Regions from separate parts of the Homo sapiens genome. Here regions 1, 2 and 3 are each linked to region 4. Evidence: chromatin loops called from intact Hi-C (ENCODE). Cell type or tissue: B cell. All regions are shown on one strand. Region 1 holds the start of TTTY15 (testis expressed transcript, Y-linked 15). Region 2 has its middle 180 kb from the start of NLGN4Y. Region 3 overlaps UTY (ubiquitously transcribed tetratricopeptide repeat containing, Y-linked). Region 4 holds the start of TMSB4Y (thymosin beta 4 Y-linked).

Evidence for each region. Peaks named below come from ENCODE experiments on the same cell type or tissue, not always from the same donor. Only the 100,000 strongest peaks of a DNase experiment are listed, where the experiment ranks them.
Region 1: it touches region 4 in a loop (30-fold over the local background); 5 of 110 quality-filtered maps call a loop at or near these places.
Region 2: it touches region 4 in a loop (34-fold over the local background); 3 of 110 quality-filtered maps call a loop at or near these places.
Region 3: a loop joins it to region 4, with 5 times the contacts of the local background. A loop is called at or near these places in 3 of 110 quality-filtered maps.

The regions. Positions count from the first base shown.
Region 1 is chrY:12,658,792-12,666,791 of GRCh38, forward strand. It overlaps TTTY15 (testis expressed transcript, Y-linked 15), which reads left to right and starts at 3,561. Exons shown (of 4, transcript NR_174088.1): 1 at 3,561-3,915; 2 at 5,849-5,895. It overlaps LOC112268311 (a long non-coding RNA gene), which reads right to left and starts at 4,701. Exons shown (of 2, transcript XR_002958838.2): 1 at 4,513-4,701; 2 at 2,524-3,960. In B cell, no CTCF peak of the experiment used is centred here; DNase peaks (open chromatin) are centred at 3,430 and 4,560.
Region 2 is chrY:14,337,406-14,345,405 of GRCh38, forward strand. No RefSeq gene overlaps it. Among named protein-coding and RNA genes, the nearest start is that of NLGN4Y, 180 kb to the right of the region's middle. RefSeq lists an enhancer at 3,085-4,284. In B cell, no CTCF peak of the experiment used is centred here; DNase peaks (open chromatin) are centred at 3,526 and 7,676.
Region 3 is chrY:13,364,683-13,372,682 of GRCh38, forward strand. UTY (ubiquitously transcribed tetratricopeptide repeat containing, Y-linked) reads right to left here. Exons shown (of 30, transcript NM_001258249.2): 9 at 4,574-4,667; 10 at 1,585-1,711. Among named protein-coding and RNA genes, the nearest start is that of MIR12120, 110 kb to the right of the region's middle. In B cell, no CTCF peak of the experiment used is centred here; DNase peaks (open chromatin) are centred at 3,349 and 6,689.
Region 4 is chrY:13,700,247-13,708,246 of GRCh38, forward strand. It overlaps TMSB4Y (thymosin beta 4 Y-linked), which reads left to right and starts at 3,653. Exons shown (of 2, transcript NM_004202.3): 1 at 3,653-4,189; 2 at 4,979-5,778. The coding sequence starts at 4,090. The coding sequence ends at 5,013. In B cell, no CTCF peak of the experiment used is centred here; a DNase peak (open chromatin) is centred at 3,575.

The DNA of each region.
Region 1 (8,000 bases), 1.0 Mb before region 4:
ATATTCCCCTCTGGCAACACTGGTGGAGATATAACTTTACACACTAAACCATATGAAATTATCAATGTTTATCAATTATCAATATTGGTTGCTTCTGACATACAAACAAACCCTGAAAGTTTATGATTCAAATAAACACAACCACTTTGGGAAACTATTTGACACTATCCATTGAAGATAAGCATATGTATACTTAAAAACTCTAGGAATTCCACTAATAGGCTTAGTACAAACAAGGACATATGTCTACCAAAATACATGGACTATAATTAATGACCCAAATGTCCATCAATAGTAATGAGACAGATATGTTCTGGTATTTTATATGTTATAGTACATAAATGAAGCTCTTGGATATAATATTGAGGAGGGAAACCAGAAACAAGTTTACTGCCACATGAATCTTTTTTTTTTTTTTTTGAGACGGAATCTCGCTCTGTTGCCAGGCTGGAGTGCAGTGGCGCTATCTCGATGCATGGCAAACTCCGCCTCATGAGTTCAAGCGATTCTCCTGCCTCAGCCTCCTGAGTAGCTGGGACTACAGGCGGCTGCCACCACACCCGGCTAATTTTGGTATTTTAGTAGAGATGGGCTTTCACCATGTTGGCCAGGATGATCTCAATCCCTTAACCTAGTGATCTGCCCGCCTTGGCCTCCCAACGTGCTGGGATTACAGGCGTAAGCCACCATACCCAGCCCACATGAAACTACTTATATAAATCAAAATCAGGTAATGATAGAAGTCAGAAGAGTTAACGGAAGGCGGGTGGTGGGGAGGCAAGGACTAGGAAGATACGGTTCTGACATGTTAGCAGTATTTGTTGGAAGAGACAGACTTCCATCAATCTTGCATTTCTTATATGCCTTCCTGGGTATGCCACAATGCAATATCCTGACAACACTTTATCTATGTTATTTTTCTTTTTCTTTTTTTTTTTTTTTTTGAGACAGAGTCTTGCTGTTGCCCAGGCTAGATTGCAACGGCACTATCTTGGCTCACTGCAACCTCTGCCTCCCGAGTTCAAGGGATTCTCCTGCCTCAGCTTCCTGAGTAGCTGAGATTACAGGTGCCCGTCATCTTGCCCAGCTAATTTTTGTATTTTTAGTATTGACAGGGTTTCATCATCTTGGCTAGGCTGGTCTCGAACTCCTGACCTCATGATCCACCTGCCTCAGCTTCCCAAAGTGCTGGGATTACAGATGTGAGCCACCACGCCCAGCCTATCTATGTTATTTCTTAGTAACCTAGACAGATAAGGTAATATCATTCTCTACTTTCCAACAGACAAAGAGCAAGCTTGCTTATTTTGCCTTAGTATAAACGTAGTAGAATTCCAAACTGTTCCTTATCTGCAATGCAAGGAACTGCATTGCACTGCTGTCTGACATATAAATATGTGGGCCCCTTTGCATCACTCGTACGTGATTTAGGAAGCACAGGTAGTCTGCAAACATGATGCTCATGCTGCTTGTTCTGTTACAAGTAGTAAAGGCCTTGATACTGCTTGTTTTTGCCTTTATAAAGTCTGCGGATCTTAGTCCCAAAATACTGTCTTTGGATCCACTAAATAGTAACAGGTGAATCTTATAGCTTTTGAGAAAGGTAAAATAAAATCCCAGATCCAACAGAGTTCTATATTAAAATGGTGGTAGTAACATCGGTAGACCTGTGTATTAGTGTATTATTACACAGTGTATTAGTATTTAGTGAAAATTGGGCTGTGATGTTTATAGGATGTATGTTATACAATAAAACCTTACCAGCAATAAAGAAAAAAATTAGCCTATGTCTGCATATCTATACCTATCAAGACTTCTTCAAAGGAGAAGTAAAGTTAGTAAGTATAAGGCAGGAATTAAGTTCTAGAGTATCTTTTGATTATGATTATTACATGGGGCGCAGATGTAGAGCACAAAGTGGGCTTTGTTAGGGGCTTAGAACACTTGCATTCTATTTTTTTTTTTTTTTTTTTTTGAGATGGAGTCTTGCTCTTTTCACGTTGGCTGGAGTGCAGTGGCACTGTCTGGGATCCCTGCAACCTCTGCCTCCCTGATTCAGGCAATTCTCCTGCTTCAGCCTCCTGAGTAGCTGGGATTACAGGTGCCTGCTCTGACAGCTGGCTAATTTTTTGTATTTTTAGAACAGACGGAGTTTCGCCATGTTAGCCAGGCTGTTATCAAACTCCTGACCTCAAGCGATCTGCCCATGTCGACTTCCCAAAGTGCTGGGATTACAGGACCGAGACACCGTGCCTGGCCAACACTTGTACTTCTTATCTTTGCTGGCTGATGATCTTGGGCAGTTAACTTATTTTTTCTAAAATTTTTTTATGGAAAACCAAGGATAGCAATACATGTATTAAGAACTTCATAAGATAGTAAGTTTTGCATGATATCTAATCCTAACAAATCTGCAATTTTGTATGTGTGTGCTAGGTGAGTACAAAAATGGACAAATAATACCAAGAGTCAATCTGCAACATATAAGAAATATCTTCAATCATGAGCAAGTGGGGCTCATAATGGGAATTCATGACTGATTTAATATGAAATATTAATCGATGTAATATACCATACTAACAGATTAAGGAACAAAGGCGAAATTACAACTGAATACATCTTGCAGGAGACAACAACTAGGCTTTTCTCCTATTCGTCCAGATAGATGGTCTGGCCCAGGATTCTACAGAAGCAGCTCTTCCAGTCACCCCAGGCAAGGGTCTCAGGATAGGGTAGGTTTACTTGCATGGCACACGATGCGAGAAGTGGTGGCCCCTTAAAAGCTGCTCTATGAATTCCCAGGCGCCGCAGCACGGTCTCAGGATCTCAGCATTCAGGCTCACTTTTCTATGTACTGTTCATCCTGAGAAAAACTTGAAAACTGGTGATGTTTTCATGCAGGCTGTTATCGGCCAGAGCAGAGATTAACGATGAAGTAAAAACCAGTAGTGCAAGTGGAACCGTCAGAGCAACATAGTTGGGACACAAAAGATTAATCCCTTAGCCATAGCACCTCGCCTGGCGTTGACTTCTTTCTTGACTATGCCATACACTCTGCGTCCTACCAGTTCACATCAGATTTGCAGTCTTACTAAACGCCTTTCGTACTCCCACCTGTCCAGTAATCAGCTGTTTCCACAAGCAGTTACAGAACTAAAAGCGATTAAGGACAGGAATTCTATAGCTGAAGGGGCAGCGGATAGCCAGTGCCGTCCTGGGCTATTTTTATTGTGTGGCCCTAGCTGCAGCTATCCCAGTGTTGGTGATGAATACGCTTCAGTCGGGACTGAGGTTTCCGTCTAGGGCACCAAGGTGTTGCCAGTTCCGCTGCTTCTGGGTATAGAAAGAGTAGAAAAGGGGAAGAAAAGTAGAAACAGCAACCGTTAGCAAAGAGAGGAAGACGTAAATCAGAGCAGGGGAGGCCCTAGGGGCGGGGCTTGGCGGGGGTGGGGTCTTGGAGGGTCGCAGGTCGCGGCGCTGGGGATGGTGGGAGCCTGCGCAGCTGGCTGGGCGGTCTCTTTCTCTCTCTCCTTTTTTTTTTTTTTTTTTTTTTTTTTTTGTCAGCCGGGTTCAATGCGCCATATTGAAGAGGACGGGTCTAATAGATCGCTGGAGACACAATTTAACTGAACCCCGCCCGTTGTGGACTGACTTTGATGCTCTGAGTCCCTCCCTCCTTCACGCCGCTAGCAGGCCCTGATGTAGATTGCCTTTGTCTTACTTGGGACGTTTACCTGAGCGCTTGGTGCTGGTGTCGGGACCGGGAGATAGGAGTGTCTCAGGAGAGACCTGGCCGAAAACCGCGAGAAAGAAAAGTGAAGCCTAGTGAAACTGCCTTTGCAGTGACTCAAGAAAAACTCATCACCTGGAGTCCGTGTAAGCTCGGCGACAGCCCTAGCAGCGAGGCCAAAACAGGTAAAGAGGGCTACTGAATGACAAAGAGGTAGCGGCATCGGTCACCTGTATAAAGAGATGGACGCTTCTTAGGCCAAATCCCGGTATTTGTGAGCAATGTCTTCCTCAGGCATGCAGGCCGCAGTCACGACCGCGTGCCTAGAAAGTACCTAATATCAAAATATTTTACAGATATTTTGTTGTCCGCCATTCCCAGGTGTAGGTCTGAGTCTAGTCTCTATTTCCCACTGTCGGGTGCCCTGATTACGTGGACCTGGCGCCTGTACCGTAAACCACCCGCGCCTCCGAATCACCGACAGACAGATGTGAGATAATGTCGGAGGCTCAGGGGATTCTGAGTATGTGCGTTTCTTCTTTTGCCCTACCGGGCTTGAGACTTCTTATTTCGGAGGGCTAGGGGCAGACGCGGGCGGAACTGCTGTGTGTGTATTTTGCACTGTAAGGAAAAATGGCCGCCTAGCCTCCCCCGCCTTCCCTATTTCTCGTAATGCCTAAGGTGAAGTGGGAGGATTAAATCTCTGGTTTCACAGGAAGAACCTCCTGTCTATGCCCGGGGCCTCACTCAGAGCCAGGGACTAACCGCTCCTGGTTACACACCTTGCCCCACGGTCCTTCACAGGCTCGAAACTGGCTCGTTGCACCAAATGCTCTTACCCAGGTGGAGTGATGAGGAACGGAGTTAGGCGTTAGCTGTCCTTAGTCATTAGGCCAGACTTCTTGTCCACCTCCCGCAATCAGCCCTCACCATCTGACCTGAGAGTCTGCACCAGGTTTTTGCCCTCTTACAGCCTTATACCTCCTCTTCCTCTCCGCTACTTTGCTAAACGCCAAGACGCAGTATGACGTATTTTAATGAACAATTCGGTTCCGATTTAGTTTGTATCAGATCTCCTTTCTGTTCTCTACAGAAACAACTTGTCTCTGTTAGTGGTTGAACCTGTTTTTGTGATAGCGCATTACGCATAATGTACTTTTTCGGTATCTCAAAATATTAACTTAGACTTATGGAGCAGATATTTTACTAATTTTTATGAAATTTTTTGCAAACTAGAAATTTACACAGGAATTTTAAACGTTTATATTAAGAATGTTATTTATAAAATTTGCGCATAAGTTTACTTAATTTGTACGCTGCCCGGTGTATCTTACTTGTTCAGAAGGTTTTTAAGTTTGAAAGATGTATACGTAACCCTTAACTATTAATGCTGGTTTTTTGTTTTTTGTTTTCTTTTTGAGACGGAGTTTCGCTCTTGTTGCCCTGGCAGGAGTGCAGTGGCGCGATCTCGGCTCACCACAACCTCCACCTCGCGGGTTCAAGCGATTCTTATGCCTTAGCCTCCGGAGTACCAGTGATTACAGGAATGCGCCACCACGTCGGGCTAATTTTGTATTTTTAGTAGAAACGTGGTTTCTCCATGTTGGTCAGGCTGGTCTCGAACTGCCGACCTCAGGTGATCTGCCCGCTTCGGTCTCCCAAAGGCCTGGGATTACAGGCGTGAGCCACCGTGCTCAGCCTGGTTTTTGTTTTTGTTTTTTTAAGGGGGGCATTCTCTTACTGGGCAACTCGTTCATCCTCTAAATCCACAAAACAAGATCACTGTTAAGAAGGAAATACAGGTTCTTTCACTACGAAACTTTCAAGACTTCTTTTCTTGGGGTTCATTCTCATTAGTAATTATCCGATAAACTAAGTACCAGATCATAAGGTACCACGGTTGTCTAAAACTATACCGTTAAACTTTAAAAATATACACCATAAACTTCTACATTTTTCTTAGTTTGCTGCTTTAATCACTGCCATTTTCGTCTCTGCAAATGCGCAATTGTTTAAAAGTGTAAGGATTTGTTTTTCAATTAGAAAACTCATTGATATGCTTTTAACTTTCTCGCTTCACATGCTTTTAACTTCTCGCTTCAAACTTTATTCTTACAGTTTGGGAAGAAAGAAAACCTAAAGTATTTGCCGTTGGTGATTCAAGGGTGAGTTGGGAGTATTTTTTATTTCACTGACTTGAAAATAAGATTGTGGGATTTTAATTATTTCTTGTTGCCGTTTTCTGTTAACGGTGATTGCGTGAATGTTTACTCTTGTCAATCTTGTCTTACTGTTACAATATTTCTTTTTGTCGGTTGGCTTTAGTAATATATATGACTGTGGGTCCGGGTGTGGTGGCTCACTCCTATAATCCCAGCACTTTGGGAGGCCCGGGCGGCTGGATTGCCTGAGGTGAGGAGTTCAAGACCAGCCTGGCCAACATGGTGAAACCCCGTCTCTACTAAAAATACAAAAAAAAAAAAAAATTAGCTTGGCGTGGTGGCGGGTGCTTGTAATCCCAGCTTCTCGGGAGACTGAGGCAGGAGAATCCCGTGAACCCGGGAGTTGGAGGTTGCTGTGAGCCGAGATCGCGCCACTGCACTCCAACCTGGGCAACAAGAGCAAAACTTCGTTTAAAAAAAAAAACAAAATATGTATATATGACTTTTCATCTACACTTGGAGAAAATTTTTATAATGACTACATAATGGCAAAAACATTGTATTTGAGAATCTACGTAATAAAGAAGTGATTTTTAACAGATTTTATTTAACTTATTGAGACCGTAAACCACCCGTGCCTCCCAGTCACAGACAGACAGATGTGAGATAATGTAGGAGGCTCAGGGGATTCTGAGTATGGACATTTCTTATTTTTGGGCTTTTGAATGGTTACCGTGGTTTGTCAATGAAAATGGAAAAGAAGGATTTCTTTTCCAGGCCAGGCACAGTGGCTCATTCCTGTCATCTTAGCAATTTGGGAAGCCGAGTCAGGCAGATCACCTGAGGTTAGGAGTTTGAGACCAGCTTGGCCAACATGGCAAAACCCTGTCTCTACTAAAAATACATACATTAGCTGGGCATGGTGGTGGGCGCCTGTGATCCCAGCTACTTGGGAAACTGAGGCAGGAGAACCACTTGAATTCAGGAAGCAGAGGTTGCAGTGAGCCGAGATCTGCGCCATTGCACTCCAGCCTGGGAGACAAAGCTGAGACTCTATCTCAAAAAAAGAAAAAGAAAAAAGAAGGATTTACTGTGGGTCTTTTTTTCTTCTCGGATGTTGAAATGCGTTTTCCAGTATCTAGCATTACGTATTTTAATGGATATCTTCTAATAGATTTTTTCATCAGATATTTATGAGGCAGCTTACAGTTTTAGAAAGTAGGTATTTGTCTCAACTTCAACATTCACTTCTTGGTTTGTTGCACAAATTAACACTTTGTTAGCTTTTTGTTGTTTTATAAGATTCGTTTTTAAACTACAGTAGACAGTTTTGTTTTAGCATTTTGATGTGGAAACCATCCTTTGCTTGAGTTAAAGATAATTATTTCAAATCTATGTTTTTTAAAAAATGTGCATTAAAGGATTGGTAGTCATTTTTGTGCAATAAACGAAATATTTTTTCTTATTGCATAAGTTAGTGTAATAGCTTTATTGAAGTATAATTTACATATTAAATGTTTCTTTTACATATACAACTTACTGGTTTCTAATACATTTACAGAGTTCTGAAACACTTCCAGTTTTAGAACATTTTCATCACTCCAGCACATCCTTGTTCCTTTTCAAGCCATTCCCCACTCATATCCTCAGCTCTTGGTAATCTGTAATCTTCTATATCTACAGATTTGCCTTTTTTGGATGTTTCACAAAAATTGAATCAAAATATGTAGTCTTTGTATCTCACATCTTCCACATAGATAATGTTTTTGAGATTTGCGTCTTCCATGTAGATAATGTTTTTGAGATTCATTCATGTTGTAATATGGATAAATACTGTGTCTTTTTTATACTAATGGTATATCATTATATGGGTGCAGTTTACCTGTTTACCAAGTGTACATTTGGTACACTTGTTTGCAGTTTGGGGTTTTTATAAGTGAAGTTGCTAGGAACATTAATGTACACAAGGCTTTATGTGTGAACAATTAGGGTTTTTGTTTCTTTGTTACATTTTAAGGACTTTAAGAACAATTACAGGGTGGGGCACAGTGGCTCATGCCTGTAATCCTAGCACTTTGGGAGGCCAAGGCGGGTGGATCACCTGAGGT
Region 2 (8,000 bases), 640 kb after region 4:
TGTTTTCTTATGTACTGCTATGCTCTATTTTATAAATGACTTGGGGATACAAGCACACATATACACACGTATCTCCATATTTATTTTAAAAACTGTCTAGCTTTAAATCAAAATATAAAGTATATAAGGGAAAACAAGTTATCAACTCATTTAAAATTACAGGAAGGCTATAATTCAATTCATTCTTTGAAGCATTTTGAAAGGATAAGATGTGTCAATACATTGCAATTAAGTTGTTTCACTGTATAATTCATTTGCACTATGAAATCTCTGATGTTTCCTGAATTGATGCATCTTGTATCCATTTAAAATATACATGAATTATTTTCATTTATATTTGAGTTGCCACTGACTAAATTTGGATTTTTATTTCCCTAAGTGGAAATTGAGCTTTCCATTAAAACAATCAATGCCATTTTTTGTGTGTGCCAAGGTTTTCATCCAGTGATGAGTATACCTAATCTGTAGCTGTGGAAGATTAAGGTGGTCACAGATTCTTTTTAGTTTCTTTCTCTAAGAAGGAAAGCCTATTTTCTTGCCCTATAAACTGGGGCTTCCCTCCACATTTGATTATGTTAAAGTGCCGAGTCTGGACTTCAAGAAGCTCTGGAGCTTCCACTTCCTCTGCTTAAACACTGATATCTGAACATGGCTAAGCTGGCCTCCTGGAGAAATTGAGACCATATGGAGCGGAGGTGCAGCCATCTTAGCTGTTCCATCTCTCCTAGGTTAGTCCCCATCCACATTACTGAGCCAAGAGATACCACAAGCAATAGAGATGAGCAATCCTAGCTGAGCTCTGCCCAAATTAGCAAACTGAAGTATCATGTGTTAAATAATCAACTCTTGTGTAAGCCACTGTATTAGTTCATTCTCACATTGCTAATAAAAACATACCCAAGGCTTGGTAATTAATAAAGGAAAGAGGTTTGGTTGACTTGTAGTTCGGCATGGCTGAGGAGGCCTCAGGAAACTTACAATCATGGTGGAAGGGGAAGCAAACACATCCTACTTTACATGGCAGCAACAAGGAGAATAGGAGCCAAGCCAAGGGGGAAGTCCCTTATAAAGCCATCAGATTTCTTGAGAACTTACTCACTATTATGAAAATAGCATGGGGAAACTGCCCCAGTGATTCCATTATCTCCCACATGGGCCCTCCCATGACAGGTGGGGATTATGGGAATTAAATTCAAAATGAGATTTGGGTGGGAACGCAGTCAAACCATATCAGCCACTATATTTTTATGTATAGTGTATAGGTTCCTAGCCAAAAGATTCTTAGACTCAGGGGTAGCAACAGATAACTTAGTTGACATCCCCCTACTAAACATTAACTGAAGACTTAATTACAAAATATATCAGTGCAAAGGCTGATAAAAGATAATATATGAAAAACAAACTTGGGTAATGAAGAAAATGCAATTATGTGTCAATATTTACCTTGTCCTTTTTAGAGAAAAAAAGCACAAAATTATGTTTTTTTATATATGATAAAAGCAAACAAGTGGACAAACAGATTGTCTCCTAGAGCCAGTTTTTTAGGGGGATTTGTCTCATAAAAAGTGTATATAGCAGCTATATTAAAGAACATGCAGAAGTTATTTTTTTATATCTGATTTTGGCTGGGCATGATAGATAGCTCATGTTTATAATCTCAGCACTTTGGGAGTCTGAAGTGATGTAGTAAGCTGTGATACAACCACTGGAATCCAGCCTGGGCAACAGAGAAAGATGCTTAAAAATAGTTAGAGAAAGCTGGAGTTATAGAAAGCCAGTCTAGTGTCAAATGGGTGATTATTTCTGGGGAAATATTTTGATAAGGGAACCAAGCTTAGAAGACCTAAACATATTGTATGATTGCTATACCACTTGCACTTTTTTTTCAACATATCCTTTATTCCCATAGTGCTTTTGTTGGAGTTTGCAAATTTAATATTGCACAGTTTGTCCATGAATACCTTTAATAGAGTTAGTCTAATGATGATGGTGTTGGTGTTCTACAATTGAAAGAATCCTGATTTACACATGTGTTAAGATAGAAAGTCATTCTTGACTTTATATATACACTTAAAAACTTTTTATCAAGATTTATTTCATGAAATGTTAAATATTCAGTGGTGTAAGCAATTATCCGGTTAGACTTTTTATTTCTGTGACTTAGCACAAGAAAATACTATTTTTGCTCAGACAATATTGTGTGTGGGTTACGCGTTGATCATTTTAAATATGAAAGAATAACTGCATAGTGTTTGGACAGTTCCAGTTTTGCACATCATGGCCTCCCTAGGGAATTGCCAGGATGAATTAGATGTGAACTGCACCTCGAGTAGCATGCACTTATGTTGAATTAAACAGCAAAAAGCATCTACTCCAAACAAAGCTTGTAGTGTGTGAATAGCTGTCACAGACCTGCTTTTGCTAATGATGATTTGATATGAAATCCAGATGTTCCTGGAGGAAGGGAGATAGCATTAGTGCCCTGATTTCTCAGCCTGTCATGAAACCAGGCCTTCACAATGTGACCACATTACAGCTTTTCTCACCAGAAAGTAGGGGATAGTTGATCCCTAAATTTTGAGTTCATCTCATTACTTGGTTTAGCAATGTTACAATGGGTGTCAACAGTGGCAGAGATTTTGAAAGTTCTTGTGCTTTTTCTTGTGCTCCTGCAGTTGGCCCCCATCTTTAGCTCATGCCTGAGCTAGCTTGCTGGAAGATAAGAGACCTATGGTGCAGTTATCTCAGATGATAACCATAGGAGTGAAGTCAACAGGGAACCAAAATACCATTTGGCTGAACACAACCTAAATGTGCAACCCATAATCCATCTCATAAGTTAGACAACTGCATTTTATTTCAAGCCATCATGGTAAGGTAAAGGGTGTTTGCTGTGCTGCATTATTGTAGCACTAGATAATCAATCTTTTCTTAAGCATACCCTGGTTTTATTGACAGTAGTTGTTCCTCAGTATCCAGAGGTGATTGATTTCTGGACCCCCCCACATGTTTCAAAACTTGAGAGTGCTCAAGCCTTTATATATAACATCGAAATGAGACAAGAAGTCTTCTCTTGATGGAAGGTCTTTCCTGGATAGAAGGGTTCACGGTCTCACGGGCTTCAAGGAACAAAGCTGTGGATCACAGCTGCGAGTGTTATAGCTTGATTACAGAAAGGCAGGGACCTGAAGAGTGTGCAGTGGCAAGATTTATTAAAGCGAAAGTGAAAGTAAAACAAAAGCAAAAGTAAAGCTTCCAGGCAGTGGAAGGGGGCCCAGAAGGGTTGCTGTTTCTGGCTTGGATGCCTTATGCTTGTATCCCCTTAAGAATCTTCCCGTTTTCCTTTTTCCGTCCTGTAGGATTAGCTTATTTTCTATCACTTGTAGGTTGGCAGGCCTGATTGGTTAAAAGCACTAGGCTACAGCTGCAGCTTAAACTCCCTATATGATTGATTGAAGTTTCAATCTGTTAGTTTGCAGCTATGACTCATTGTGGCTTAGAGGAAAGTCCCCTTTAATTGGTTAGAGTTTCAATCCCTTAGCTTGCAGCTATGACTCATTTTGGCTTAGGGGAAAGCCCTTGGGGAAGTCCCTATTGACCCAGGAAGTCCAGACAACTTAGCCACTTAGTCTCTCAGTTCTCCATCTCAACAAGAAAGCCCAAGTGCTGTTGGGAAGTTGGGCAACAACTGTTCTAGCTACTTACTGCTGAACTGGGGCATAGAAGTGGCTCTGCAGTTGAGTTTTCCTCAGGAGGGGAGTCTTCAGTGTCATGGTGAAGTAACAGGTTGGCGGTTCAGTCTAGGGGTCCTCGATAGCAGGTGCTAGTGGTGGTCATTTGGGGCTCCATCTGTAGAACCATTCGCAGTTTCATGGATTCTATTCTGAAAGGATAAATTTTACAAGGAGGTTAAAAATGCAGGCTCCACAGATAGGCAACATCACAATAGCCACCAAGGGTCCCAAGAAGGGCAGAAACCAGGGCATCTATTGGTTGACAATACTCCAAGACCTGTGTCTTGAAGCTCTTGTGCCTGGCAGTGTATCTGGTCTCAAAGCTCCCTAAACTTCTTGGTGACAAGTCTAGATTGATTAATGACATAGCAGCACTCTTCTCCTAGAAAAACACAGGTTCCACCTCTTTTGGCTATTAATAAATCTAAGGCCCTCCAATTTTGAAGGGCTACTGTTGCTAAAGGGTTAGGCTGGCTTTATAAGGTGACCAGTGAGTCTGCAACTCATTCCATGTCATCATTTAACTCCTGTGATAATTTGTACTAGAATTGAGTGGTGGTGGTAATGCCACCAATGCCAGTTCCTAGTCCTCCTTTTATCCCAGCCTCAATAATAAATGGCAAGACTACTGCCCATTTGTAACGGGGTTTGGGTAAAAGAAAATCCTGTAATTCCTGATCCATATAGACAGTCATAGGGGGGCACCAAAAAGGAGAGAAAGCATAGACTTTTGGAGGAACTATTTAAGCAGTGGTAAGCTGAGAAGCCACAAACAAAAAAGATCCCTGATGGTAAGCAAGAGAGTCGTGGAGGTAGGGTAATCCATGTTTTGCACTGGAAGATGGCTGCATTAATGGTTGTGCTAAATTTTACACAGGTGAGATTTGATGTATGTGTTATTTCTAGACTTGAGACTAAAGGGCCCACCAGGGCTGTGGTGTTTGTTCTCAGTTCATGGCTTTCCAATGTTTGGGAGCAGGAACTGGGACAAATAGTTTAAAGCATAAGGGGAGGAACATCCAGCAGTCAGTTGGATTTTGGCTGGAGGCCTTGTGAATTTCAGCAATGGTGACATTAAATAAATTTAGCAAGTGGTAGTGACTGACTAATCCTTGTGCTTTTAGGTCTTTGACGATCTTTTGTAACCCGTATTGGGCTTCTGGTCTGAGGGAGTACAGCCTTCGATAAGGAAAGGAGGTAGGATCCTTTAATTTAACTTGAACTGGATAAGTGTTTTTTGCTCATCTGTATTGTCCTTTCTCTGCTCACACTTCAGGATTAACTCCCTCCTCGAGTAGAGGGCAGCAAACAGGTATTCCTTCTCCTATATTCAATATATAATGCTCCCTGCTTTAGCAGTATATAACTATATAGTGGTCTCTCCCTAGTAAAGGAGTAGGGCTCTCAGGAATAATAAGAAATGCATGAGAGAAAAATAAGGTTCCCCAGTCACAACTTAGGGAGTGGGAGAAATGCCTAGTGACTGGCTGTCCTAGGAACATTTTGATGGTGACATACCTGGACAGTAGTTGTCCAGGACAGAAGAGTAAAACTGAGAAGGCCACACCAGTGTCCAGGGGGAAGTTATTTTCCTGGACATCAATGGTTAAGCTTACCTGGGGCTCTGTGCAGGTGATGGCATGGGCTGGCAGGCACCCTTAGTCCTGTGTTAGACCATCTGGTTAGTGGCCTCTGGCCCAGAGGACCTTTGCCCTCAGGGGCAGTGTGCCTTCCAGTGATCCCCCTGGCACAAGGGACATAGATGAGGGGTGGCTTATTTTGGTTTGGGCAGTCCTTATTGAAGTGCCCCTGTAAGCCACACTGACAACCAGCCCTGTTAGGTGGGTTGCCTGCCCAGCCTTTCTTTCTTTTAGAGCCACCAAAGTTTGTCTGCCTGAGAGCCATGATTAAGATGGCGGCCTTTTTCTTGTCTAGTCTGTCTCATTCAGCCTGGTTCAGCCTGCTCCTCTTGGTTCCTATTATAAAACACCGAAGTGGCCAAATTCAATAGAGTTTCTAAATTTTGCTTGGGGCCCAGGGCAGGTTTTGAAGTTTTATTCTAATGTCTGCAGCTGACTGAATGACTGAACTTATCCTTTAAAATTAGTTGGCCTTCAATAGAGTCAGGTGACAAGGAGGTATAGTTTCTTAATGTCTCCCTTAGCCTCTCTAAAAATGCCATAGGGTTTTCTTCCTTTCCCTGCATTATGGTGGACATCAATTAGTAATTCATTGGCTTTTTTCTGGTCTTTCTTAATCCCTCTAGTATACAAGACCGTAAATGCCTGTGACTCCAGCCTCCATGCTCCGAATTGAGGTCCCAATGGGGATCCACACTGGGAACCGCCTGTTGGCCCCTGTGGAGAACTGTTTCCTTTCTTCTGATGTCATTTTATCATTTACCTGGCTTAGCTACCAGAGATCCCCAAACTCCAGGGCCACTTTAGTTGGGAGTTAATGTTTGACCTATCAACAATATAATATCTCTCCATGCTAAATCAAAAGATTGTCCTAATCCCTTTAAGAGGTCTATATATCCATCAGGATTATCTGATAATTTTCCTATGTCCAGTTTGATCTGTTTTAAGTCTGAGAGGGAAAAGGGTACATGTATTCATGCCAGGCCAAAGTCTCCTCCTCCTCCCATGGCTTGGAGGGGCACAATCGAGGGCCATTGGCACCTTACGGTTCCTTGACTATCTCTTTGTCTGGTTGCTTTTGGGCCAAAGGGAGAGACCTTACTAGCGGGAGAGAGAGATTTGGGGAGACCTGAGTATGGAGGTGGAGAAGTTCTACAATTCTAATCACTGATCCCAGACAGGAAAGCTGGTAATTAAAGTAGACTCTACAATCTGAGGTAAGTTTAGGGCAAAAAAAGGAAAAATGTCATAGACCTTCTATCAGCCACTGGCATGCCCTTTGAGGTCCCAGACAGTGCCTAGGGTATAGGTTATGAGGGACAGGTCCTGTATAAGTATAGTGATATCCATTTGCATAAGAATAAGGCTGGGGGCACCATGAGCAAGGGTCTTTGGATTGCCACCCCACTCAACTTAGGTTCCTAGCCAAAAGATTCTTAGACTCAGGGGTAGGAAAGATCCTAGAGGATAGGGCCTCAAGAAAGTCTTCTCTGAGGACATTAGGACCCAGGAGGCATGGGTCAGAAAAGACAGAGAATGCACATATGGGCAGCTGCAGAGTAGAGGCTTCTCACTGTGCCATGATCTAAACCAGGTCAGTGCCAGGAGTAAGGGATGACAGTTTTCTTCCTCTAGCCAGCCCTCAGCTTTTCCCAGGAAAGGCAGAGAAAAGTGGAACTGGTTCCAGCAGATCAATGCTCTAAGCACAGAGGGATGGGGGTAATTAAAGAAAGAGTCCTTTCCCAGAAAGCCTCATACCTGTGTCTTAAGTCCAGTGGCCATGCTTGTCACTTTTAAATGGCAGACAGGTGCCCAGTGTTTTCCTCTAATTTCTGGTGAGAAGATAGAAGAGAATAGCAAGCGAAAGGGGTCCAATGTTACTCACTGCTATGGATAATCCCTATATGGGCGACCAGAAATGAGATGAAAATTCTTCTCCTGATCTAAGGTCTTTTCTCAATTGAAGGGTTTCTGGTCTCAAAGGCTTCAAGGAATGTAGTCATGGACCAGTGGTGAGTGTTACAGCTCAATTAGAGAAGGGCACCAACCCAAAGAGTGTGTGCTGGCAAGATTTATTAAAGCCAAAGTGAAAGTAAAACTTCCACGCGGTGGAAGGGGACCCAGAAGGGTTGTCATTTCTGGCTTGGGTGTCTTATGCTTATATCCCCTTATGACTTCCCCACCTTTTCCTTTTTCTGTCCTATAGGATTAGCTTATTTTCTATCTGTGGGTTGGCAGGCCTGATTGATTAAAAACATCAGGCTGCAGCTAGAGCTTAAATTACTAATATGATTGGTTGATGTTTCAATCCCTTAGTTTGCAGCTGTGACTCATTTCGGCTTAGGAGAAAGTCCCCTTTGATTAGTTGAAGTTTCAATCCCTTAGCTTGCAGCTATGAGTCATTTTGGCTTAGGGAAAAGCCCCTTGGGGAAGTCCCTATAGACCCAGGAAGTCCAGCCAACTTAGCCACTTAGTCCGTCAGTAGTATTTGCATTTAACCTACATACATCCTCTTATATACAGTTAGCCCCATGTTCTACATCTGTGGATTCAACCAATATTGGATCCAGATATTTGGAGAAATCAAGAGCATCTATAATGAACAATAAACACCTTTTTTGTAACT
Region 3 (8,000 bases), 340 kb before region 4:
AGGATTTAAAACCCAGGTTTCTGAGTCTTCAATCCATTGATCTTTGCAACACACTAAATTACAATCTAGTGATTTAAAAAAACATGTACATGTACAAATATGTATTCTATCAGACACATAAATATTATACCAGTAGGTATAATTCAGACAGTCAACATTCAAAGTAAGAAAAATATGGAGAAAAAATGTCTGGGTTACCAAAAATTTTTTATGTTCCTACCATAACGAACAATAATAACTTATGCATTTCCTCTAGAATTTCCACTAGCACTGTAATTTGAGAGCTATGATTAATAAAAATATTTCCATATTAATATAAAAAATCACCAGCCAAGATTATAAACAGCAAATTTCTACTGATGACTGACAGATAAAATTAAAACTTGGGGTTTTGCTGAATATTTTTTAAAACGCTAGATATCAAAGGAAATACAATTTAAATACTAAATTGAAAACTATTGGTGATTATTATGTGATGGTACCCTTTAAAACCCTTTTAAGACTCTTTAAAAGCTAGCAATAACTGTACTCAGATTAAGAAAATGTGATGGTGATATCACAACTCTACTAAACACAAAAATCATCCGAGCGTGGTGGCACACCCCTGTAGTCCTAGCTACTCAGGAGGCTGAGGCACAAGAATCACTTAAGCCCGGGAGGCAGAAGTTGCAGTGAGCCGAGATCATGCCACTGCATTCCAGCCTGGGCAACAGAGCAAGACTGTGTCTCAAAAAAAAAAAAAAAAAAGAAAAGAAAAACATGAAAACAAAATGTAGTAAGTAAAAGAAGAGTACCTCAATAAGAGCAACTAAATTCAAAGCTATCTATTTTTACCTCCTAGGAACTTTTTATTTTCTAAGCACATAATATAATTATATTTTAATGTGAAATAAAAAATATAATTATTTTAATTAGGGGGATATTTAAATTATATTTTAAACATTAATTATATTGTAATAAAAATGTAATTATATCTTAATTTTAATTAAATTACGATTATAACAGCAGTAAATAACCACAACAAAACTTCAAGTTTATATGGGAAAAGCAAAATAAAATGTAGGTTCGAAGAGCTATAGGAGTAGTATACAGTGGATACCACAGATTTTGTTTAATAATTAGATTAATAACTACAGCTACACAGACAACTGAAAGACTAATTGGGAACTAATTAATTAATTAATTTATTTATTTATTTTGAGACAGAGTCTTGCTCTGTCACCTAGGCTGGAGTGCAAGGGTGTGATCTCAGCTCACTGCAACCTCTGCCTCCGGGCTCACGCCATTCTCCTTTCTCAGCCTCCTGAATAGCTGGGACTATAGGCACCCACCAACACGCCCGGCTAATTGTTTGTATTTTTAGTAGAGATGGAGTTTTACCATGTTAGCCAGGATGGCCTCGATCTCCTGACCTTGTGATCCACCCGCCTCGGCCTCCCAAAGTGCTGGGATTATAGGCGTGAGCCACCCCGCCCAGCCGGGAGTTTATTTTTAAAATTTCACTTCTCAGATTACATTTTATAAAATCTACAAATGATTTTACATTACAAATAAACTCTAGATAGCACGAGTATTTCATCTCACCTTCCAAGAAAATACCACGATTGGCCAGAATTAGGATCTGCCTCCAAAGACTTTTGGAGATACTGAATAGCATAGCTTTCCTTTGTGGCTTTGTCTCCTACTAGATCCATATTATGATGCATCCAACCTATAATTAAGAAGTTATAAGCATTTACCCATCATTCTACTTCTTCAGTTTCAAGAAAATCATGCAGGAAACAGCAAATTACTTTTTCAGTAATTTATTCATGTAACTTAGATCACATTTTCCCAAAATTTAAAACTACCAAAGTTTAGAGAAGTTTATTTCACACAAAATGATACAATCAAAGCTAAAAAGGGATCTTAAAGCACACACAGATAACTAAATGATTTTAGGAACTGGATTGACATGGAGATGACAAATCAAATTCTCTTTTATAAATTTAGTTTGGAAAAAAATGCAAGTTATAAATTTTAAGTATAAAATTGATAAATTTACTGTCCTTTAAAGGTTACCATGCAGTGAGAGAAATTCAAAAACAACTTTCAACCCCATGCTTACATCCAAAGAATAAAAAAATGCTTATGTAATCAAAGATAATTCATTTACATTCCTTCTGCTGCTGTTGTTGAGACGGAGTCTCGCTCTATCGCCCAGGATGGAGTGGAGTGGCACAACCTCAGTTCACTACAATCTCTGCATCCTATGTTCAAGAGATTTTTCTGTCTCAGCCCCTCAAGTAGTTGGGATTACAGGAATGGGACACCATGCCTGGCTAATTTTTGCATTTTTATTAGTGACGGCATTTCACCATGTTGGGTAGGCTGGTCACAAACTCCTGGCCTCAAGTTATCTGAACACCTCCGCCTCTCAACAATGTACTGGGATTACAGGCAGGAGCCACCACACCCATTTATATTCTTTTTAATAGCTGCTTTCGGACTTTTACCTAAAATATAATCCTTTATAAAATCTCAAAATAATACAAAGTAACACTTTAAACAACTTACAAAAGGCCTCATACATTACTGACATTATTTATTTATAATAATAACATTATTAATGTCACAGCATTAGATAAACAATCACAACAAAACTTCTAGGCTATATGGAAAAAGCAAAATGAAAACTAGGTTCAAAGAGCCATAAGAGTGGTACACAGTGTGTGCCGCAGATTTTTGTTTAATAAATAGATTATGAACTACAGCTACATAAACAATTGAAATCTAATAGATAATATATGCTAAATGCTCAAGTCAAATCAAAAACAGTCTGTCAGCTGTGACTTAATTCAAGTGTATAAAATTAGCTTTCCAAAAGCATCTAAGCAAAACTCTGCCCAATTGCTTTTGAAATTGTGGATAAAACAGTGACAGAAAAAAAATTTATATTACCACCAACTTGAGTAAAAGTTAGGATTTTATTTGCTTAGACCAAAGCCAAAAAATAACTGTACTGAAGGACTACCAACAAACATTAACCCAAATAGCAAATACAATCAAGATAAATAAGCAACGAAATTAATTACTGGGGAGGGGACTTGCTATATTCTATATGATAACATATTATTTTATACTACTTTCAAACACTAGATTACCTTATCTTCAATATGAGAATGTAACAGATTTTTGACAAGAAAACCCACTAAGATGTTCTATAAATTTTAGGTGAAATGTTTCCATTGATCATGTATCAATACAACTATAAAGCAAGTTTAGTATCCACTTACCAGCTGTGTGATAATCTTAATCTAATTTACTTAAGTCAAACCTCATCCTGTCGTCAAGCAGTAGGGGAAGTCCAGAATCCAATACTAGCTGCAGTAAGCACTATCTTTTTTTTTTTTTTTTTTTTTGAGACGGAGTCTCGCTCTGTCGCCCAGGCTGGAGTGCGGTGGCGCGATTTCGGCTGACTGCAAGCTCCGCCTCCCAGGTTCACGCCAGTCTCCTGCCTCAGCCTCCCGAGTAGCTGGGACTACAGGTGCCCGCCACAATGCCTGGCTATTTTTTTTTTTTTTTTTTTTTACTAGAGATGGTGTTTCGCCGTGTTAGACAGGACAGTCTCCATTTCCTGACCTCGTGATCCGCCTGCCTTGGCTCCCAAAGTGCTGGGATTACAGGCGTGAGCCACTGCGCCCGGCCTTGTTTTTTTTCTTTGTTTGTTTGTTCTGAGACAGAGTCTCGTTCTGTTTCCCAGGCTGGAGTGCAGTGGCGCAATCTCGGCTGACTGCAGCCTCTGCCTCCTGGGTTTAGGTGATTCTCCTGCCTCAGCCCCCCATGTAGCTGGGATTACAAATGCACGCCACCACGCCTGGCTAATTTTTGTATTTTAGTAGAGAGGGGGTTTCACCATGTTGGTCAGGCTGGTCTCAAACTCCTGACCGTAAGTGATCTGACCATGCTGGACCCCGACAGTGCTGGGACCTGGCCAGCACTAAGGACTATCTTTATACAGATGGTGAGAAGGAGTGTGCTTGATACTATGTTTATCAACAATGAAAATACACTTAGAAAACATTTATACAGTAGTCCCCCATTACCTTCATTTTTGCTTTCTATGGTTTCAGTCTCCCAGTGCCAAAAAATATTTAATGGAAAAATCTCAGAAATAAAATATAAGTTTTAAATTGCATGCCACTCTGGGTAGCATGATGAAAACTCAAACTACTACAGCTACTCCTACTCTCTCTAGTGTATCCACACTGTCTATGCTACCCACACAGTAGTCACTTAGTAGTCATCTTAGCTACAAGATTAGAAAAACATAATAAAATACAGGGTTTGGAACTATCGGCAGCTTCCAGAGTATCATGGAACATATAACTCCGGTAAAACAGGGAACTACTGTAATAAAATTATTTATTTAAAATTTTACCTCAAAATAATACGTAATAATTAAATGTCACATTTAGTCTTAACCCATAGACTTCTAAATGAAAACAAATGTCTAAGCAGAGGGAAAAAAATTGAACCTCAAAAGGCAAATCTCTTCAAATTAATGTAATGTATAATAAAAGTTTTCATGTACCTAACTGTTGCAATACAGTTGCTTTTACTTGTGCAGGAAGGTTTTCTGTCTGCAAAAGTTGTTCATATGCCTCCTTTGCAGAATGATACTTCCTCTAAAGAGCAAAGGAAAAAGAATATTTAGAGAAAAATAAATATTAAAATAAAAATACTCTTGATTTTAACAATATATACATGGCCATACTTAACTTATAAGTAACAAATAATAAATCAATACGTAATGATGAATATTAAAAATTATAAATGTGATAATAAAAAATAAAGTAATATTACAATATTATTAAAATAGCTAGCAATGAAGATTTACATACTAATAATGTTTAAGAAGTTTCTAGTACCATAAAAAAGTAACAAAGTAAAAATTGCTAATATTTTAACTGAATATTTATTTTGCCCAGGCCAGCCATGTTTCAGATTACAGCAAAAAAACTAACATTAAATATAACAAGGTGTAACCAAATATTCCAACATTTAAAAAAAATCTGTATCTCAAATGCCACAAAAAAACTGCAACCTCTAACTTCATTTAAGTAACATTCATAAAGCTACAGGAGTATTCTATCAGAAAATGCAGTATTAGCCTAGAAATACTTTCAAAGAGAACAGTAATTTGTTAATAGATCAAGTACCACTATTCTTTACAAACTACTGCTCTTAGCAAAAAGTACAGAATCAAAACAGTGCTTAAAATTTAAATTCAAAATTTAAAATATACAGTTCTGGAAAATACTCTTTAGAAATATTTATAATTTTAAAGACATTACATTTTCCATAGATATAAAGTAACTGTTTGTAATATTTAAGGTTATAAGCAATTTTCTAAGTAAAACCATTTGCACAGCTCTACCTCACAAAGTACTAATACAACTAAAACCTATTATTGTTACAGTTATAAAGTTAAACTCAACTCCTCCAAACTAAAATAAAACCAATAAATATTGAATCTGAAATATACATAGCAAAACCATGCTAAACAATGCAGTAAGAAAGTGGCTTGTACTTATAATCTCAGCTGCCTAAGCAGCTTTAACATTTTAAAAATAAAATAACAAAATGATAGAGTGCCACTTCAAGAGCTACTAATGATTGTAACAAATTGGCAGAGCAATATAACTAAATCAATGCTGTGTAAACTGGGACTGAAAATAAATGTAACCAAAACTGACAGAGAAAACAGTGAGAGGTAAACAACACTATTTTTCTCTCTTTCTCTTTCTCTCACACACACATGCAAATAGCAAAACTGACCAAAACCAGGTGAAAGCAAAAGTCACAAGTAATGAAAAATGAAGTAAAATATAAGCACTTAAATTCATAAAAAACACATTTTCAAATAGGGCACTAGAGATCACTGGGGAGTATCAGAAGGAAAGAAAATACAGAGTAAAACATTCAAAATATTTTAACTGCAAAAAATTACAATTAAAAATGGCTAACCATCTCAATGCAAAAAAGCAGGGGCAGAGGGCATGACAAAATGTATCACTTTTTCATGATTAAACAGAAAAAATTGGCTTGGCGAGGTGGCATATGTCTGTCATCCCAGCACTTTGAAAGGCCGAGGTGGGTGGATCGCTTCAGCCCAGGAGTTCAAGACCAGTCTGACCAACATGGTGAGACCCCATCTCTACAAAAAAGTATAAAAATTAACCGGGCATAGTGTCACACACCTGTAATCTTGTAATCTCAGCTACTCAGGAGGGTTAGGAAGGAGAAGTGCTTGAACCTGGGAGGTGGAGGCTGCAGGGAGCCAAGATTGAGTCACTGCACTTCAGCCGAGCGACAGAATGAGAGCCTGTCTCCAAAACACAACAATACAAAAACCCAAACCTCAAAAATTATAAATGGAAGGGAGATTCTTCAATGTAAGAAAGGCCATATGTGATAAGCCCTCCAAAAATGTCAGTGAAAACACTGACAGCTCTTCCCGTAATATCAAGAACTACAAAGGAAACCAAAATCACATTTCTACTCAACTTAGTAATGAAAGTTCTAGCTAAGCAATTAGACAAGAAATAAAATGCATTCAAGTCAGAAAAGCAAGTAAGCTCATTTTCCTGAGATGATATGATCTATTAAAAAATTATTAAGCATACACAACCACACACACACACACACACACATGCACACACAGCAAAGTTGCCAGATTCAAAATCAACATTCAAAAATTAGTTGTACTTTAGTCCCTCCTTATCTGCAGTTTCACTTTCCATGGTTTCAGTTACCCACATGCAAATGAAGTCCAAAAATAGTAAATAAAAAAAATCCAGAAATAAAACAATTTGTAAGTTGTAAACCATGTGCTGTTCTTAGTAGCATTATCAAATCTCACAACATTCATGCCACTGGGAACTAAGTCATCACTTTTTCCAGCGTACCTGCATTATATATATGTACCCACCCTGTACATGCTTCTAAGTCTCTTACTTAGTTGCTATCTTGATTATCAGCTTGAAAACCGTGATCCATATATAGTGTCCAGTACTATTTGAGTTTTCAGGTAACCTAAGGAAAAGTCTTGAAATTGTCTCCCACAAGTAAAGCTGATGGAGAAGTTGTAGGGGTATGGGGATGAGAAGGATTACTGTACACTAACCATAGCAATTAACAATTTGAAAAGAAAATTAAGAAAACAATTCTATTAACAGGATTAAAAAGAAAAAAATTTTGAAGGAACAAGTGTACCAAAAGTGAAATATCTGTACACTGAAAACTACAAAAAATGCTAAAAGAAATTAAAGACACAAATGAATGACAGACATTCTGTGTTCATGAACTGAAATTCCTGATACTTTTGCAATGACAGCACTTTCCAAAGCAGTTTACGGATGTAAAACAATCCCTATGAAAACTGCATACTGATTTGCAGAAAATGAAAAACTCATCCTAAAATTCACATTGCAAAGGGCCAAAAACAGCCAAATAACTGTTGAAAAAATGAAGTGAAGAATTTGCACATTCAAAGTTCATACAGACTAAAACATGATAGTAAATGAAACAATACGGTATTGGTATAACAATAAAAGAGAGCCCAGAAATAAAATGCCCACACAGATGGCAAACTGATTTTCACCAGAGGTGCCAAAACATGTCAATGGAAAATAGTGTTCTAAACAAATGGTGCTTGAAAAATTCAATATCCACATTGAAAATAATGAAAATTGGTCCTTATTTTATACTACATATAAAAAATTAACTGAAAATGAATCAAAGCCCTAAATGTAAGGCTTGAATAGTAAAACTCTTAAAAAAAATTGCATGATGTCTTCACATCTTGGATTTCACAGTGATGTCTTAAACCTGACACTAAAAACATAGGTAACAAAAAGAAAAACTCGACTTCTCCAAAATTAAAACTTCTGTACATCAAAGGACACTATCAAAATAGTGAAAACAGCAAAGTGGGACAAAATATATGCAAATCATGT
Region 4 (8,000 bases):
ATGGATTTAATTATCTGCAGAAGAAAATAAGCTGATTAGAGTCTAAAGTAGCTCCGTCACTTAAGAAAGTCAATTTAATGAAGTGTGAGAACTGTTCATTGAGCAACTACTATCCTCCAGACATTGTGGAAAGCAAAACAGCCTCCTCTTCTTACAGTGTTCCTGGTGATTCTCAGGCACAGAATAGGGAAATAAACGTGAGAACTTTTATGTGCCCTTTAGTATATATAACGGGGTTATCTCAGTACTTTGTTATAGAAAGCCATAACTCATAACTCTGTTACCTACATAAGGGTTCTTTAGGCCTCAGTTTTGTCATCTATAAACCTCTCTTTATGGAGAGGCAGTAGAAATGAAATGAAAAAAATTGTAAAACTCACAAAACTTGACTTTTAGAAGGTGTCAACCAATAGGAACTCGTATATTTTATTCACTGTAAAACTAACAAAAGACCTGATTTTTACTGGTACTTTATAAGACAAATCATAATATCAAGACATCTAAAATGTTTAATTTATTCTAAACAGTAAAACAGTTACTTTATTATTTTGTCCCCAACCTTCCATCCTAATAATACTAACAGTGCAATGAGCTTACTAATTGTCATGCACTCCAGAGCATTTAATCCTCCCAATCTGTGAGGTCGGTACTGCAATGAACCCATTTTATAGATGAGAAAACTCTAGCACAAAAAGATTCATTCACATGGCCAGTCATGTAACTTTTAAAAATATTCCTTTGGTTTGCACTTCCTTGTATCTGAACAACCCTTCCCTTTCCATTCTCTGTAGGTTTCCTGACCAGTTGGCAGGTCAAGCCCAATCAAGGGAACTCTTTTCTTTTAAGCAGGTCACCTCTCTCTCTTCTCTTTGTTCCCACCTGCCTATCGGTGTCTCCGCACAGTGGAAAGCTGCTTGCTACCGCACTGGAAAACTTCTCCAGACGTTTCCAAGTTTGCATTCGACCGTCTCCTTTAGGGAATTGATTCAGTGAGGCCTAACCCTTTCTGAGAAAAGCCTTTGGGAGAAGAGGCCACAAGAAGGTAGTGGCACTCCTTTGTCATCAGGAGACATGGGGAGGAAATAAATGACTTTCTACAGCAGCTGGGTGAGGGGAAATGGAATCGCAGAATCTGCGGGAACGGTGTAGGTACAACGGCAGCTGCAGGCTGAACGGGCGAAAAGCCACCCTGCAAGATCTTTTCTGTTTCAACGATGAAGTGGACTCCCAACATGGAACAGGGAAGGGGGACTGTTACCAGACAGGTGACATTCGGTGCACGCACGAACAGGTCCTGTGCCCCATTCGGAGGGCAAGAAGGCAGCCACCCAGCAGAACATTACCTAGGGAACCAGATGGCACCTGCCTCTGCTCATCCCCACCTTCTTCCTCCCTAGGAAAAAGGAAGTCAAGCAATTGAAGAAACGGGGAAGTCTGTGACTCTAATCCCCAGCGACACAAAAACCTGTGCCATCAAAATAATTAGCAACGGATTTCTAAAAAACATTTGCTCAGGTTACAGAAAAAAAGAAATATTTTACACACTGCCTTGTCTCAGAAATAATCACAGTTAGGCCTCTTTGTAACCGGCGGGTCTTCCTTTCACACGCCATTTGCAGGCGCAGGACATGGTATTTGTAACTAATTTCCATTAGCAAGTGGGTCACTGGAATTCACAGTCAGGTGTCATTTTGAAAAGTGCTTCCCTCTACCCAAATCTTTTATATTTCCAGATGCAGTTGCACTTCGGAGATGTCCTAGTGCTGGAAGCACTCCCTTAAAAATATAGTTTGATTTTTGAATTTTATCTTATGATGTTAGAGGTAATGGGACTATAGTCTTTGGAATTCAACACAGTCCTTCTTAGCAATCACTCTGACAATTTATGAATATAAAAAACAAGAAGGAAAAGAATTTCCTCATTGTCAGGCAGTAAGTCAATGGCAGAGCTTCAAATTGACTTATTTTGCTAAGAGGGAGCTATAAACTCCAGACAAATTACTCTACACCCAGAGTGTAGAGTACAATATTACCCTACACTCAATATTACTGTTGAGTGCCTACAAAAATTATGCTAATGAAACAATATGGATGTTACAAGGCTGAAAGTTTCTCTTTTAAAATCACTGAGGGTTGCTTTACCTTCTGCCAAAGGCAAGAGGAACGCCAGTGAGGAAGAGGTCCGGGGTGGGGCGCATAGGCCTCCACTGGTCTGAAAGCTGAGTCACAGGAATGATATCCCTGTAGCTGACCAGGCACTCCAGGGAGGGACACCGCGCCTTTGCGTGCGTATGTCCTCAGTAGGTAAAGCCAGTTTCTCAGTAAAACAATGCCTGTTACCCTAGGTATTACTCCGACCCTTAAATAATATGCACCAGTCCGCAAGAGCAATTTTTACGCTCCTGTTGTAAAAGGGGAAAATGCGTTTTGAAGGAAGTGTTGGAAGGTGCTTTGCTCATTTTATCTTTCGCCATCGTTGTGGTTAGGGGGCAATGGTGCACCTAGGGTGGCGTTGGGGCTCCCCAACCGCCCGGCAGCTTTCAGACGCCCTTCCGAGACGTGGAGCGAAAGACTTAAGCGGGCCTGTGGGTGACATCAACTCATTTACATAGGAGGGCTATAAAGTAGCGCCTGCCCATCCCGTCCTGGCAACTCCGCGGTGGACACTGTGTAGACTAGATTTCACTCCCTTACGCGCCTGGCTTAGGTAAGCCCCAGGGCCCCTGCATCCTTACTCCTTCTACCCTCCCCTTCATGCCGCGCTTGCCCCTTCATTATTCGCGTCCCTGTGAAGACATCCCCTAAAGCCAAGCCGAGTGATTATCCCCGGGAAAGCTGCCTTGGGGAGGTGGGGATGCGAAACACCCTAGATGCTGGGTAATGCGGTGGGGAAATCGATGATTTAAGAACAAAGCAAATAAACCGGCGTTTATGTACTGCCGCTCGGAGGGTTCGTGTTAAAATTTCTTAGTGTGCCGAGGCGGGCGGATCACGAGGTCAGGAGATGAAGACCATCCCGGCTAAAACGGTGAAACCCCGTCTCTACTAAAAATACAAAAAATTAGCCGGGCGTAGTGGCGGGCGCCTGTAGTCCCAGCTACTTGGGAGGCTGAGGCAGGAGAATGGCGTGAACCCGGGAGGCGGAGCTTGCAGTGAGCCGAAATCCCGCCACTGCACTCCAGCCTGGGCGACAGAGCGAGTCTCCGTCTCAAAAAAAAAAAAAAAAAAAAAAAAAAAAAAAAAAAAAAAAAAAAAAAAAAAAAAAAATTTCTTAGTGTTTGCTCTCAAAGGTATTGTGCGTTGTCTTGGAGGCTGAGATGTGGGAACAGACAGATCCTTTGTTCTGAGGCTCACTCATCTCCCGAGCCCCGAGCCGTCTCCCAGCCTCAGACGGCTCTGCGGGCTGCATCTGTGCAGCCTGGCAGCGGCGGCGCTGCGCTGTGACATTTTCACAGCCCTTCTTGCAGAGGCATGTGTGCTAGGGATGCCGAAATGCCGAGAGCGCCGGCAGGACTAGCTTCCGGGCCGCGCTTTGTGTGCTGGGCTGCAGTGTGGCGCGGGCGAGGAAGCTGGTAGGGCGGTTGTCGCAAGCTCCAGCTGCAGCCTCCGCCTACGTGAGAAGACTAGAAAGCGGGCGCAGGACCAGGCCTGCGTTGTTTGCAGAGAGGCCGTGGCTACAAAATGGAAGTGCTTTTGCGACCTGGGCTCCATTTTAGGAATTCTTGCCCGATTTTAACCACTTGAACGCGGAAGTGGCTTTCCTATTCTCTTCCAAGCCAGCCTTTAATTTTAAACGCTGTAATTAACAGTTCACAGGGGTCAAATTCCTTTATTCCGGAACATTCCACTTTGAGAGGGATCTGTCCTCTTTGGTCCCCTGCGTTTTCAAATATTTGAGGAAAGGTGTCGCCTCTTTTTCTGTGGAAAGAGGAAGCTCATGAGCGCGAAACAGCAGGGGACGGAGGGCGAGAAGGGCTTTCTCAGGTTGCGGGTCGGAGGGCAGAAGCACAGTTCCCAGTACAGAGACCCGGACAGGTGGCTGTTTCTCACGCTCACTTTGGATTGCTCCCTACGGCTTCCTCCGCAGCCATGTCTGACAAACCTGGTATGGCTGAGATCGAGAAATTCGATAAGTCGAAACTGAAGAAGACAGAAACGCAAGAGAAGAATCCATTGTCTTCCAAAGAAAGTAAGCTCCGATCCTCCCCCATCTTTAGAAAGGCTGGAATGCGAGCGGGCGGTGGGAGGGCGGGAGACTGGGAGCTGCCACGGGAAGAATTCGGGAGGCAGGGGAGGGCGCTCAAGGAGCAGATAGTTGGTGAATGTGGCTTGCAAAGGTTAATTAAAAATCAGATAACTTTTAGTGCAGTAATCCCAACACTTCGGAAGACCAAGGCGGGGATCACCTGAGGTCAGGAGTTCGAAACCAGCCTGAGGAAACCTCGTCTCTACAAAAAATACAAAATTAACTTGGTTTGCTGGAGGGCGCCTGTAATCCCAGTTACTTGGGAGGCTGAGGCAGAAGCATTGCTTGAACCTGGGAGGGGAAGTTGCAGTGAGCCCAGATCCTGCCACTGCACTCTAGTATGGGTGACAGAGGGAGACTTCATCTCAACCAAAACAAAAACAAACAAAACAATAGGGCGATCCTTAAGGGGGAAGGTTGCATGAACACAGGGTTCATTAATTTAATAATGCAATATTTAATGCGCTATAATAATATACAAACACATTTATCACTGAAAATGTACGGCTATTTAATATACTCAATATACATTTTTTATTTGATTATGACATGCCTAGCTAGGTACACTTGCAGAACGTTTAGGATATGACAAGATGTTGCAAATGAAAGCCCCTTAATTCCATATTAGGCTGTACTGAAACCCCTTAATCATCCCATCCATATTAGGCTGTACTGAAACCCCTTAATCATCCCACTCCATCTTTTTCCTTTTCTGTTTTTTTCTGGTCGCAGCTATCGAACAGGAGAGGCAAGCAGGCGAATCTTAAACAGGCATGTGCCACCAATATCTACTGTACATTCTACAAGCATTGCTTTCTTATTTTACTTCTTTTACTTGTTTAACTTGGTTAGATGCAAACACGTTGGATGAGTTTGAAAGGACTATGCTGCCCTTTTGACATCAAAGACCTGCTGACAATGGAGGCCACGCCTGCTTCTCCCATCGCCTGTCTGGCTGGCAGGGAAGGAAAATAGCTTGAATGTTGGTGAAAGACTTAGCGGAGTGGGAGGGCAGTGAAATCTAGAGTAAAACCAAGTTGGGCCAAGTGTCCTGCAGAATCTAAAATGAAGTTTAATCAGCGTGCCATTTTTGTTGTTGTTTGAAAGATTTTAATTTTTGGAATGCACAGTTTTTATTTAAAAAAGACATTTTTAAACCACTGCTTGTGAGATTGCTTGTTGATTGGAAAGAGTGTTTTATTCACCATTTAAACGTTTGCAAAGTGGCGTGCCCCTTGGCCTCACAGGCAAAGAATAACTTAAAAGCTGACGATTTGAATAAATTATGTTACAGTATGAAATATGTTTTACCTGGATATGTAAAATACCTTCTTTATTCTAGCTAATTGGGAGATGATTTTTTTTGGCTAATTGAGATTACCTTTAGATTATGTTTTCAAAACTGGCTTATACTGTAATCTACAACTAATAAGCACTAATTTAGAGTTCAGCTATATTGTTGCATGTAGTGAGAAGGGACTTAATTACAAACTTAAGACGTAAGTGTGCAATAAAGTAAGCTAAGAAGAAAATATGCTTCTAAGACCTGTATTTACTTGGTTTATATTTTCCTTAGCTTTTTATGTAACGTTTTATCTGTGGTCACATTGACATGCTTGGGCTATCCCTACTCCTGGCTTCTGAGACCGGTGGGCAGGGTTCATGCATGCACTGTGCGCGTGCACTCTTCATTGTGGGCATGCACTGTGTACTCTTCCTTCTATTTCCCAAAGTGCCTCACATAGTAATGGACATACATGATGGCTTTAATATACACTTTGCCCCCGTAGTTGTTGGAGAGTTATTAAACATGCTTCTTTTGAGGTCCCTTTGAACACATGCATATCATGTGAAATAGTACAATATTAAATATATTTTTAAAATGTATTTACACAGGAATTTGCCACTGTTTTTGATTGTGCTGATTTGAATCAATACGTATAGTCAATTATATACTATTATATATTATTAGTCCAGAGCATTAGATCATTAGTTCATTCAGCCAGTATTTATTGAGTGCCTCCAACATGACAGGTGTCTTTTTTTTGAGACGGAGTTTTGCTCTGTCGCTTGGGCTAGAGTCTAGTGATGCGATCTCGGCTCACTGCAACCTCCGCCTCCCGGTTCAAGCAATTCTCCTGCTTCAGCCTCCTGAGTAACTGGGATTACAGGCTGCACCACCATGCTGGGCTAATTTTTGTATTTTTAGTAGAGAGAGGGTTTCACCACCTTGGCTAGACTGGTCTTGAACTCCTGACCTCAGGTGATCCACCTGCCTTGGCCACCCAAAGTGCTGGGATTACAGGCCTGAGCCACTTTGCCTGGCCCATGCCAGCTATTTTTATATGCCATAAGAAATACAGCCTTAACTAAAAAGATAGTATCTTACATTGTGTTTCCTTCATCAGCTAGAAGATGTCCTTTTCCTCTAAATCTGATTATGAACGTTTTTATATTTATTTTAGTTATTTATTTTTGTGAGATGGAGTCTTGCTCTGTCACCCAGGCTGGAGTGCAGTGGTGCGATCTTGGCTCATTCCAAGCTCCGTCTACCTGTTCAAACTATTCTCTTGCTTCAGCCTCCTGCATAGCTGGGACTACAGGCGCTCAACCACGAAGCACAGCTAATTTTTGTATTTTTAGTAGAGATGGTATTTCTCCATGTTGGCCAGGCTGGTCTCGAACTCTTGACCTCAGGTGATCCACCCGCCTTGGCCTCCCAAAGTGCTGGGATTACAGGCTTGAGTCACTGCACCCAGCTGAATGTTTTTATAAAGGTATCTAAAATTATTATATCCAGATTTCTCCAAAGCTCAATGGTCAATGAATTCTGATGGAAACCAACTGATGACTTGCATTGCAGTAAAATATTTTATGAGCATACACAAATTGGACATTATAACTGTTGTCTGATATCTTCCAAGAATTCTGAGGAATGCTCCAGATCTAGAAGTGAGTGGAATGGATGGATGCCATTTTAAAATCTTTTACTAAGACTTTGTTATGTAGATGTTGTATTTTTTGAAGAACACTTTCCTGGTAAATTCTTGCCATTCTTGTGTTAGTCTTGTGGGATTGTTGTGGGCAAAAACAGTAGCTCACATGTTAAAGTCCTTCAAAGAACTTAGAAAAATAATAAAACCACGTGGATAATTTGGTCACTTTTTTGTAGGATTTTACAATTTTGAACCTTGGCTAGAGGAGCAAGTTATGGTTGTGATCCACTGAAGGCATTAGAGCTATTCCTGTCACATTATTATCAAACAGGAAATTATGTCTTTCTTCATTACCATATTGAGCTTTTAAGTTGCTGATATCCTTTAGCTACATGAACACCTCATGATAATGTCCCAATTTAGAAATAAAAATATTTCATGAAAATATAATATTTATAATAGTTAATATAATATACAGTATGTAATATATATTATAGTTCTTATAATGTTTACATATATAATATTAAGTTATTAGTATATCATGTAATTCATTATTAATTAATATTATACTTAATTATTCCAATATACTATGCATATAGCACTATCTGGTGATTTTAACCTAAAATAATGACTTCGTTAGAGGATGGAAAAAGTCACTATTTACTCAAGAAACATTAAGCACATACTGTGTGCCTTGCTGTTTTCCAGTTGCCATGAATAGAAAGATGAACAAGACTTGAGCCTAGTCTTGGTCTAGTCAGAAAGACAGACCTGTGTATGTGAATAACTATGCACAGCATGAATCATGTATCTGCTCA